Regions from separate parts of the Homo sapiens genome. Here regions 2 and 3 are each linked to region 1. The links are chromatin contacts, found by Hi-C or POLR2A ChIA-PET in ENCODE. All regions are on one chromosome and are shown on one strand. The core of a region is the stretch at or near the end of the contact, and the rest is flanking DNA. Distances in the headings are between cores, read along the strand shown.

What was found. A loop is a pair of places that touch in the nucleus more often than their neighbours do. ChIA-PET counts read pairs that join two places held with the same protein, here RNA polymerase II (POLR2A).
Region 2: a map of dorsolateral prefrontal cortex shows a loop between it and region 1 (2.0-fold over the local background). The contact joins two enhancer-like sites. A Hi-C loop is called at or near these places in 3 of 168 maps with a recorded cell type or tissue (dorsolateral prefrontal cortex and heart right ventricle).
Region 3: a map of esophagus muscularis mucosa shows a loop between it and region 1 (2.2-fold over the local background). The contact joins two enhancer-like sites. A Hi-C loop is called at or near these places in 3 of 168 maps with a recorded cell type or tissue (ectodermal cell, esophagus muscularis mucosa and psoas muscle). POLR2A ChIA-PET finds 5 or more read pairs at or near these places in 1 of 52 experiments (activated naive CD4-positive, alpha-beta T cell).

What each region holds. Positions count from the first base shown.
Region 1 is chr22:30,025,690-30,029,073 of GRCh38, forward strand. MTMR3 (myotubularin related protein 3) reads left to right here. Exons shown (of 20, transcript NM_021090.4): 20 at 1-3,384. The coding sequence ends at 112. The region is part of intron 3 of HORMAD2-AS1 (HORMAD2 and MTMR3 antisense RNA 1); the gene reads right to left. Among named protein-coding and RNA genes, the nearest start is that of MIR6818, 20 kb to the left of the region's middle. Within about 2 kb of position 1,684, at least 7 of the 41 ENCODE cell types and tissues checked have a DNase peak (open chromatin) inside an H3K27ac peak, as active enhancers do; they include dorsolateral prefrontal cortex, where a contact is called at or near this core.
Region 2 is chr22:29,688,723-29,692,127 of GRCh38, forward strand. All of the region lies in intron 15 of NF2 (NF2, moesin-ezrin-radixin like (MERLIN) tumor suppressor), which reads left to right. Among named protein-coding and RNA genes, the nearest start is that of CABP7-DT, 29 kb to the right of the region's middle. RefSeq lists enhancers at 1-3, 4-503, 723-1,223, 2,507-3,127, 3,128-3,405 and a silencer at 1,076-1,307. Within about 2 kb of position 1,274, at least 4 of the 41 ENCODE cell types and tissues checked have a DNase peak (open chromatin) inside an H3K27ac peak, as active enhancers do; they include dorsolateral prefrontal cortex, where a contact is called at or near this core.
Region 3 is chr22:29,631,689-29,635,472 of GRCh38, forward strand. All of the region lies in intron 1 of NF2 (NF2, moesin-ezrin-radixin like (MERLIN) tumor suppressor), which reads left to right. Among named protein-coding and RNA genes, the nearest start is that of NF2, 30 kb to the left of the region's middle. Within about 2 kb of position 2,368, at least 2 of the 41 ENCODE cell types and tissues checked have a DNase peak (open chromatin) inside an H3K27ac peak, as active enhancers do.

The DNA.
Region 1 (3,384 bases), core at 434-2,933:
GCAGCTCTTTGAACCCAGTCGAGTATGCAAGTCTTGCTATAGCAGCCTACATCCCACAAGCTCCAGCATTGACCTTGAACTGGATAAGCCCATTGCTGCCACTTCCAACTGAAGCTCAGTGACCTGGGTGGGCAGTGGCCAAGCTGCTGTTCCTATGACAGGCCCACTCAACCTGGGCAGACCGAGAGGCCCGTGCACTTTGGAATGGGAGCGTGGAACCACCTGTACAGAGTGACAGATTTGGGATGCACCACTGGATTGTAGATTGATTTTTCTTTCCTGTCCCCCTACTCCCTCCCTACCTTTTCCATCCTCCTCCTCTGCCTTCAAAAAAGGAAACTTTCCCTTGGTTGTCTTAATTTTTTTTTTTTTTGATGGAAGACCAAGGGTTGCCAGGCCCACTGTAACTGCCGAGCTGCCTGCTGTCACGTGACACTGAGGGATGGCTTGTTTCTTCCGGGTGGGAGGATGGTGGTCAGAGCCAGGAGTATGGAGATCTGAGACCGTGAGCAGGGAAGAAAGCCAGTGCTAACATGCAACCATTCCTCACGCCACCGCCACATCAGAGCTGGTTGGGAACCCTTTGCTGCTGGGGAGGCTGGAAGCATATTCCCCAAGAGCACTGCCCTGGGCATCATCTCCCTCCTGCGAGGAGCTGAGCCAGTCCCCTCACAGATGGATAAATGAGGCTGATGTTTGGAGGGAGAGGCACACGGTAAATGGCATCCCCTTAGGCGCCTCTTTGGGAAAGGAAAGTGGATGCTCCTTTGAGGCAGGCGAGGGGCTGGGAGTGGGTAGCCGTCATGTTGTCCCCCGTGGGATCCCATTTTTAACTTGACCCAGATTGTCTTGGGCTCCTTTTACTTTCAGGGGGCTGCTTTCCTGGGCCAGGCTGTGTAGCACTTCCCACCCTCAGGCATGAGTACAGACTGGTCAAAATGTTTATGCAGTCAAGGCCAAAGCCTGCCCTGAGCCCAGACACACCTGGGTCCCCATTCTGGGGCCTGGTCCCCTAAACAATCTCTTCCTCAGCCAGCACAGGGAAATCCAGACTCAGGGTTCCAGAAATCCCCCGTTCCCAAACCAAACCAATCATGGATCTTCCCTTTAAGGGGTAGAATCAGCCTTTAGAGTTACAAGCCCCTGGAAAAGGGAGCAGGTCCCATACAATCAGCCTTTCTCCTCTTCTCTTCTTGGGACAGGAATAACTGCTGAGCAGTCCCCCTTTGCCACTCCTGGCTGTCTGAGTGGGCACTTGTCTGGCTGCTGGCCAGCAGTGAAGGGCCACTTGGTGACTTCGTAGGGTTCCTTAGAGAAGTGACATGGCCTTGAGGAGATTCAGGGCACCTTTCCTCAGTGAGCTTTGATATGGTCCAAAAACAGCCTTAAATCAAGAATATTTGTGGAGGTAGGTGTGGGGAAGGTTGGAGAAGAGTTAGGTTTGTGCTTTGTAATCTTGGCATCCATGTTTTGTGCCTGCCCTCCCTCTTGGGGAGGCCATGCTTGACTCTGCTGAAAGCTGCTAACTGGTGACAGGGTGGATCATGGTGAGGACTAGGGGTAAGGTCAGGGAATGCTTAAGCTCTGGCCCTGCCCTGTATTCCTCTTCCCCTTGGTAGCAGTTCCCTGACCAAGGGCAAGGTGTGTCTCAGGAAGGTGGTTCTGTGCATGCCTGGGTGTGGTTAAGGCGTGGCCCAGAAGGCTTCCCTGGTGCTCTCAGTCCAGGCAAAGCCCAGAGCATCTGAGCACGTCTCTGACTTCCAGTGGCAACACAGTTTGAACGTGGTGAAACAGGGTGTAGTTCTTTTCCACATTCTGTGTCATCTAGTCGTGCAGGTAGGGAAAAAGTTGGTCTAATTGAAGATTGTGCATTTCCTAGTGACAGGTGCCAAGAGGTTATGATACGGGTTTCTTGGGTCTGATGTACAGTGTGAATAAATGCTTGCAGCTCTTAGCTCTTTTTTGATCGATGAAGCACTTTTTTATTAATATTTTCCTTTGTTAAAGGAGGAACCGTAACTCTCCATAGCTGTACATATAACCCTTTTCTCCTAAAGAGGAGTCAGTCAGTGCTCCTATATTTTTCATTTTTTGTCAAAGCAAGAAGTAAATACTTTAGAATTGTTAAATATATAAATAAAGCAAATAAAGTTGAGTGTTCCACATGGTAGCATTTGCTAACACTTCCTAATTCTTTGCCCTGTGGTTTATCCCCTCTTCGTCCCTTTTCCCTCTCACACAGAAGTGTTTGAGGGCCTGCTGGGAAACTGACCTTTGGCAAAGGAAAGCTACAGATAGCCTTCCGACTCTAGACCTTGGCAAGGAGCCTCACCATGATGTTCAAGCACTGAACGCATTTCCTCAGTGATTTTGCTCCTAAAATCTCCCAGGCTAAAAGAGGGCAAAGCAGTCAGGGATCTGACCTGGCAGCTATTCCTCCTTCTCTGAAGAGTTCCCATCAGTAGTCATTACAACTACCTCTCGCCTCAAGGCTCCATTTTTAGCTGCTGCTCTGATTTCAGGGCAGCCAGTACTCTGGCCCCTTCAGTCGGGGAGTGGAAGGAGATGTGGGGTGGGGGTGAGAAAATGCTTCTGCCTGTTGTTCTTGAAGGATAGACTATGGGTGGGCAGAGAGAACTGGGGGCAGAAATGGAATTAGATGTGATTGGGTTATGCAGTCAACTAGAGGTCTCCTTCCCGCCCTCTCTCCACACAGAGAGGAACCTCTGCTCCTTAGCTCTTACAGCAGGACTGTGGCATCTAGTCACTTCAATACTAGTTCTTGCTCTTCACAGAGGTAGATTTTTCTTTACCCTACAGCACTGTTGGGCATCCCTCCCATCACATGGGTCTGTGGGTGAGATATGTTATGCTGTTCCTCCCTCGGGAAGGTTGGTATTGAGGGGTGCCTTGCTCCAGAGGCGCCAGCCCAGCATCTGTGGTGAGTTGGCTAAGATCCAGAGTGACCTGCTCAGAGCTCCCCAGAGGCCTTCACTCTTTGGGGCAGTCTCTCTAGGGTCACTTTCTGAATGTACCTTCTACCTAAAGTATACAAACACAAAGAGCCAGCTGAGCTGGTTCTAGTGTGAAAGCCGTAAGTGCCACCCAGCAGGCGTTTGAAAACAAGAAATCATTCTTCTGTGGAAGGAGAATGTGCCATCTCAGCTACCCTCAGTCCGCCAGGCAGCCCAGTCTGTGTATTCATATGAAGTTGTGAAAACCATGAGTGTGTGCCATGGCCATCGTGTCTACACACAGCCACTATTGTTCCTGTGGGCTAGTCTCCAGCAAATTAAAACACTGGCATGGCCTAGGAAGGGCGTTGCGAGCTCCTAAATGGAAAGCTTCTCTGGGGGTAGGGAGATGAAGAGCCAAGATGCTGGT
Region 2 (3,405 bases), core at 24-2,523, 340 kb before region 1:
TCTTGAGAGCAGATAAAGTCGCTAATAACAAATTGGATTTGTTCATTGGGGTGGACTTGGCCTTTCGTTCCACCTCTGTGTAGGATAAGTGTGTGGATAGTGCTCCCACTGTGCACATCACCATATGGCATTTGGGTGCAGCTGTCCCTAGCCAGACTGCAGAAAAGCTTGATCTGGGCCGGACGCGGTGGCTTATGCCTGTAATCCCAGCACTTTGGGAGGCCGAGGCAGGCGGATCACGAAGTCAAGAGATTGAGACCATCCTGGCCAACATGGTGAAACCCTGTCTCTACTAAAAATACAAAAATTAGCTGGGCGTGGTGGCATGCGCCTGTAGTTCCAGCTACTCAGGAGGCTGAGGCAGGAGAATCACTTAAACCCAGGAGGCAGAGGCTGCAGTGAGCGGAGATCGCGCCACTGCAGTTCAGCCTGGCAACGGAGTGAGACTCCGTCTCAAAAAAAAAAAAAAAAAAAAAAAGAGAAAGTAAAGAAAAGCTTGATCTGGCCACTTAGTACAGCCATCCCCCTTTACTGGCCCTTCCTCTTTGCTTATTTGGAAGGGGGAAGGTTTCCCACACCCCAAACCAAAGATTCTTTTGGAATTTGCTGCTGCTGGATTCAGCTGTCACCTTTCTGCTCTGAGTCTGCTTTCTCCCTGTGGATCCGGTGCCAGAGGATCTGCACGTCCTTTTGTGTCTACACCCTCCCCCGCTCCTTCGTTTTCAATATGTAGTAGTGGAGAGGAAGTGTAACATGATTTTAGGGCTCACATTTCAATTCCACTGCATTTTTATGGGACAAGCAGAGACCCAGCGCCTGGAGTTATTAGGTTAGTATCTAAAATGGGTTCAGTACTGTGAGTCTTATTGTTTAAAATGAATGAGATGGTCCCCTCCTACCTTCTTTTCTCCTCCCCTGGGATGAGTGGATTGAGGCAAGGCCCCCAGAGACTAGTTGAAGGAATCCTGGTGCTCTGATTAGTTTTGTTCCCCAGCTTAATTGTACAGCTTCCTTTCTCTCACCACTGATAGCCAAAGTAGCTCTGTGTCTCCCCCAACCTTCCCTTGCTTTAGGAACAAGATGATCACAATGCAGCCTTGTGAATCAATTTTCTGTCTGTGCTGATGAAAGTGTAATTCATTCTTAATCAAGCAGCCTTGCTGCTGCAGGCTCCGTGCCGGAATACATTTAGTTACCCTCCCATCACTTTGGGAAACGATCCCCCAAAAGGGCTTTTAGAGGAGAGCTGGAAGGAGAGTTGGCCGTGCGCCTCATGCTGTGGTTTTCCAGCAGGGGGCACTCAGGAACGATGCTGGCGGAGGCTTTGTAGCTGGAAGCCGTCTGCTGCTGGCAGGGCAGCAGGAGAATGTTTGTCACAGGTGCCTTCCAGGCTTGCTTTCTCCAGACCCTGGGGCCATTTCTCAGAAGTACCCTAATGGGCCACCCAAAATCCTCAGGTAGCAGTGAGGAGGAACAGTTGAAGATGCAGATTGCATGCCTGGGTTAGAGAGTGCCGGCTGGGTACCAGGTTCTTTTAGCCAGCCTCTTCTGTCTTTTTAAGTAGACAGATGTGTCTCCTGAATCTGAACTTGTTTAGATTGGGTGGATGTGTCTGTTTTTGTCACACCACACACAATTTGGGGAGCGTAAGGAGGCCCAGCTCTGCCAGAATGGAACTCTCCTAAGTTCTCCCCTGCCGTCTCACAGCCTGCTGGCTGTCACAAACAGCTGGCAGTTTTATGGACAAGTGGGCAGGGGAAAAGGGACCCTGCCGGGGCTGAGTCTCGATGTTGGGCAGGAAGTAAAAGCCAGGACCCAACAAGTGGATCAGAGGGGGGATGTGAAGATGAACAGTCAGATAGCAATAAAGCCTCATAGATCTGCCCCAGAGAAAGAAAAGGAAGTTCGTCTCCTCAGAATGGAATTGGATTAGTGACAGACTTGAGCAGCCGGTTCAGTCGAGAGAGAACTTAATTCCTCCTGTGTTATTCACACGGCTGATTCTAATCAGATGTGAAGAGACAGCTGGAGGAGAGCAGCGGGTCAGCCCATGCCTGGTGCGGAGGCTTCATGTTCTTGTAGGCATCTTCAGGGAACTGGCAGGAGCGCTTTGGGTTGGAGACTCTGAGCAGGGCCCTTGGGTTTATAGCCTGCCCAAGGAACTGGGCCTGGCTGCGGGACTCCCATGGTTGGACCTTGTCTAGATTCAGTGAAAGTTTTGAAGGACAGTGCATGACAGACGTCACTGGTCAGGTTCACCAGAGCTTGGCTCACTTGTCTTCAGAAGGATTCAAAGGCAGTTGACCAGACTTGGCAAGTCCCAGACTGGTGCAGCCACTGTCCTCGAGACCCTGGTTGTACACCCTGAGGTGCTTCTGCTTCATTACCTGCTGAAATTTGGAGACCTCTTCTTCCTGGATAACCTTCAAGATACTCATTGTGCATGCGAGGAATTCCCCGCCCTCCTGGGGGGACTCCACTCCCCAGGCAGGCAAGGTTGGGCAAGGGGAGGGCTGTTGCTGGATTGCCAAAGGGAGCATGGACATTTTTGTTTGGAATTCAGGGTGGGAATGGGACTCACCAGAGTGGCTTCAGTGCTCAACTCACAGTGCAACATAGGACAAGGTGAAGGCCTTCTTGGGAGGCCTCTTCTGGCTCTAGCAAGCAGGTGTTGCTGGGCAGTGTAGAGGGACCCAGGCCGGTTGCTGAGCAGGAAGATGTACCTAACACTGATGGGCCTGCACACCTTAGGGTATGAGAGCATCGCAGGGGAACCAGGAAACTTGTTAGCTGGTTTTCATGTGTTTAAAAAGAAGACTCGGAGGCAGAGTTTATTTTATGAAGGGCTAGCTTTTTGCCATTTCTTCTGAGCTTTTGCCTTTTCCTTTATGAATACTTCCTGCCTATGGGTGTACTGTAAATGTAACAGCCAGTGAGCTTTCTAGAAGCAGCAGATGGTGAAAGATCCACAGGTGAGGAGCCTGCCCACTGGAGGGGCGAGACAGTGCCCAGGCAGGGCGTGCAGGTGGCAGAGCTGTTTGCATGCTCCGCGGGGTGGCTTCCCAAGCTCTCTGTAGAAAAACTGCCTGAGGGCAAATGGCTCCACTGAGCTGCTACCTGCAGGAAAGAAGCTCAAGGGCTCTCCTCGTCTCACTGCCTGCCTTCTTCACCTGCTGGGAGGAGGGCATTGTGGTGTCTGAGATAAAGGATACCCCCAAGGTGGAAGCAGAGCCATGGGGGTGGCCTCCAGCAGCAGGGAGGAGCATTGTGCAGTAAATTCTGACTCCGGGGCTCCTGTGGGGATTGGAACCCATAGGAATTGCACAATGAGGGTAAAGGATGGGGCGGCAGCAGCCAGGTCTGTCTAAGGGGCGAGCAGCAGTGGCCGAAGGCTCCCAGGGCCCT
Region 3 (3,784 bases), core at 1,118-3,617, 390 kb before region 1:
GTGGCAGAGTTACAATTAACAATAACTACCCCTTACTGAGTATTTATTTGCTATGGGCCAAGCACTCTCTTAGGGTTTTTAAATGAATCAATGCACTTAATCCTTAGATCAATCTGCTAAGACGAGTTCTGTTTATTATCCCCTTTGCAAAGCACAAGGAAGTTCAGTCACTTGCCCAAGGTCACACAGTGACAGTGCAGAGATTCATACCAATGGAGACAACCATCACTTATCTATATTCCTTTTAGACTAGTTCCTGGAAAGATTAAGCCCTCATGTCCTGAGGCATCCATCTTAGGTAACAATTTAACTTCTCTCTTGTTTCTAGAATGGTATTAGTGTGTTCCCTACTTGGGAGAATGGAGAAAATGGTCACCAGATAACTTTCTGTGTTTTTTGGTTCAGATGAGATAGGTAGAGTTAGTTGACAAAGAATTGATTTTATGTATTTATTTTTATTTTGTTTTTTTTGTTCTTGATTTTAGATGGTAGTTTCGGTCCTTTTGGAAACATAGCATTATCCTCCAGCCAGACTGAACTATCCTACTCCCATTTCCTGTAAGGACGACTGACCTCTTTTTTGCCTCTAGACTTGTGCATATGCTATTCCCTCTGCCTGGAACATACTTACCTGCTTGCTCCTCTTTCCCCAAGCCCAGTCTTCACTTGGTTCCTCTTTTCTACCATGAGCCAGTTTAGATGTCATTTCCCTACCTGCCCAGGATAGGAGGTTCCCACAGCCGCTGGGTGTCCTGTTGTGGCACTCACAAGTGTTATAGTGCTGAAAGCCCACTCCTGGGGTTTTTATGTGTGCGATGAAGGAGGTGATTATCTTTTCCCAGCTAGTTCATATCCTAGTCCTCTGAGTGTAGAGACTTGTTTCTTTTTCCCCATTTGTCCCCTGCACCTTGGGCGGTGCTTGGACACAATGTGTGTGTTCACTAACTATTTGTGGAAGAGGTGGGTGAGCGGGAGTTAACTGGCTTTAAGTCTTTGAGTTTTGGGTTTTTGAAGTAGTCAAGTCCGTCCACAGTCCGTCCTGTGGACAGCCATTGTTTGCCATGTCTTGTATGTACACACTTGCCTGGGCACTGTGGGGAGCAGAAAGAGGACTAATACTGCCCTTGTGCTGAGGCACCTACAGTCTCGGGAGATGTTCAGAGGACAGTGAGTCACTTCACAGCATCAGCATGGTATAGTGGATGAGTGATGACACTGAAGATGAGCTTGGTCATATTCTGGCAAGTTGGCTGACACCTGGAAGTCCCGTCCACACCCCAAGACCTCTTTTCCCAGGGTGTCCTGAGAACCACCCAGAGCAACTGTGACCAATGGCGCTTGTTTTTAAAGAAGTAGAAACCCAAATTAGGAAGACTGAGCAAACCTCATGCATTTGGGGAAGGGCTTGTTGGAAAGTGGAACCTGATGTAGGTAGCAACATGTTGAGGTTAGATTTAACCAAACAGAAAGACTTCTTAATTGCTTAAAGACAAAATTTTATTTTATAAGTGGAATTAGGGCTTTAAATCAAATATGTTTGAACGTCTTTACTTGGTTTCCTCAGGCACCTTCACTCATCTTGTCTAAAACTTAATTGCTGGTCTATCCCTGCCAGATTTGCTGCTTCTCCTTGATTCCATCTCTCCTTTAGTGGAACCACCTGGTACTCAAGCCAGACACACAGGTGTCCCTCTTAATTCTGTCTCCTCTGGTCCTGTTCAGGCACCTGTTCTGTGACTCTGCCTCTTTTCCGTTTCTCAGGCTGCCTTCTCTCCCTTCTACTGCCTTCCTTATGTCAGGGGTTGGCCTACTTTCTGGCCTTCTTGATCCAGGGCTTCTTTTGTTCAACTCATACTCCACCCTGTTGTCAGAGCCCATCCAGATTGCAGATTGGAGCCTATGACTCGTCTGCTCAAGGGTCTTCAAAGACTTTGCAGCTTTTGGCTGAAGTTGAGCCACCTGGTCCCAAATGGAGCCCCATTCCCGCCATGCCACCTCCTGTCTGTTTAAGCTTTACAAGATGACTTGCAGTTTCCTGTAGAAAGCATGACTTTTAAAAAAAGACTTATTTCCTTCTCTCCTGCATCTAACTCTCACTTGCTCTTTAAAGCCTTCTCTGACCTAGGTCTTGCCTGTTTCTCCTGCAGAACACTGCTTCCACCATTTTGTAGCATCAGTGTCTAACATTGGTTGGCATGTAGGGTGTGCTCTATAATCCTTGTTGAAAGAATAAGTGGGAGGTAACAGAGGCTTAATTCACATTGAGCTGTAAACGAGCAATATCTGACTCTTCTGAGAATGGATTTTGTTTCAAACACTGGTTACTTACTGGAAAAGGTGTCTGGGGAGTGCTGGACAGCAAGAACAAAGGGACCCCACAGAACAGGAAAAGAGGCACTCTAGGGTCTGCGGTTTGCCTATGTTAGATCACCGTGAAAAAGGCCAGTGTATGCTTTGGCAGCTGGCAAAGAATCCTGTGACTCAGTTTCCTTATTTGCACAAAAAGGGTATGAGTCTACATTAGGTAATTACTCATGCTCATTTCCAACTCTTGACAGTCTACGATCCTTTGTGTCAAAGTTAAAAATCTAAGTAGGGCATTCTGAATTGGTGTCAGAGTTGATGCACTTCTCACTGTATTGCAAGTGCCAAGGGGACAAATACATTGTCTTTTTGCATTCAACAAAGACAGTTTTGCATTTTAAAAACAAAGTAGAAGGGAATACAGGAAAACTGCATTAATACAATTTTATGCTGGAGAATTTAAACTCCCATGTCAGGAAATTCACTCATCATTCCCTTGGCAGCTTTTGTTTCTCTGCACTGCACACCCCACTTACAGACAGCCCCTTCTTGCCAAAGCCCAGCCCAGCCATGACCATGAGTTATGGCAGATTGGGAATCGTTACCTTGATCTTCTCAACCCTTGGGTGTTTACCTTTTCCAAGTTAATGCCTGTTCTTTAATGTTACATTATCTTGTAGCAAGGTAGTCATTTATAATTTATATACTAGAGCTGCCTTAAAATAGAGACAAGAGGATAATCAGCATCCTGAAACTTCTAGTTTTCCAAAATAACATTTCTTCAGTGAAGTCTGCCTGTAGGAATTAAAACTTTTGGTGAATTAAAAAGCTTTTTGTCCTATTGTCAGACTGGGAAATGGATGTGCCCATTACTCAGCCTTAAAAACGAGGAAGGAGATCATCTGTTAAAAATAAAACTCATCATTTTCTTTTATTCTTCTCAAAATAATCCCTAAAGACCTCAATCTTTATAGTGTTCCAGTGGCCCCACTATAGTCAGAGAGGAGACAGGGCAGAAGTTGAAGGACAGATAGGAGAAACGGCCCTGCTAAAAGATAAAAGCCAGTATGCATCTCAGCTACTTGTCTGCTGTGGTCCTGATATTCTTCCATCTAGGTTGCTGCTTTGCTTGACTTTGACTGCAAACACAGAGAAGGGATGGGCTTTCCTGTTGAGTACCTTGTAGAGAACCCACTGTTCATTCATATGTGTTAAAAATGAAAAGCCTACTTGAAAACTCCCCTGTAGAATCAGGTTTTAGCAAAAACCAATCAGGTATCAGAGGTCTAACTTATTTTTCCCTTCTTGGTTTTATAGCAAGTCTCTAAACCCTAAGATTTTTTGTTTGTTTGTTTGAGATGGAGTCTTGCTTTGTCGCCAGGCTGGAGTGCAGTGGCATGATCTCGGCTCACTGCAACCTCCGCCTCCCGGTTTCGAGTGATTCCCCTGCCTCAGCCTCCCGAGTAGCTGGGACTACAGG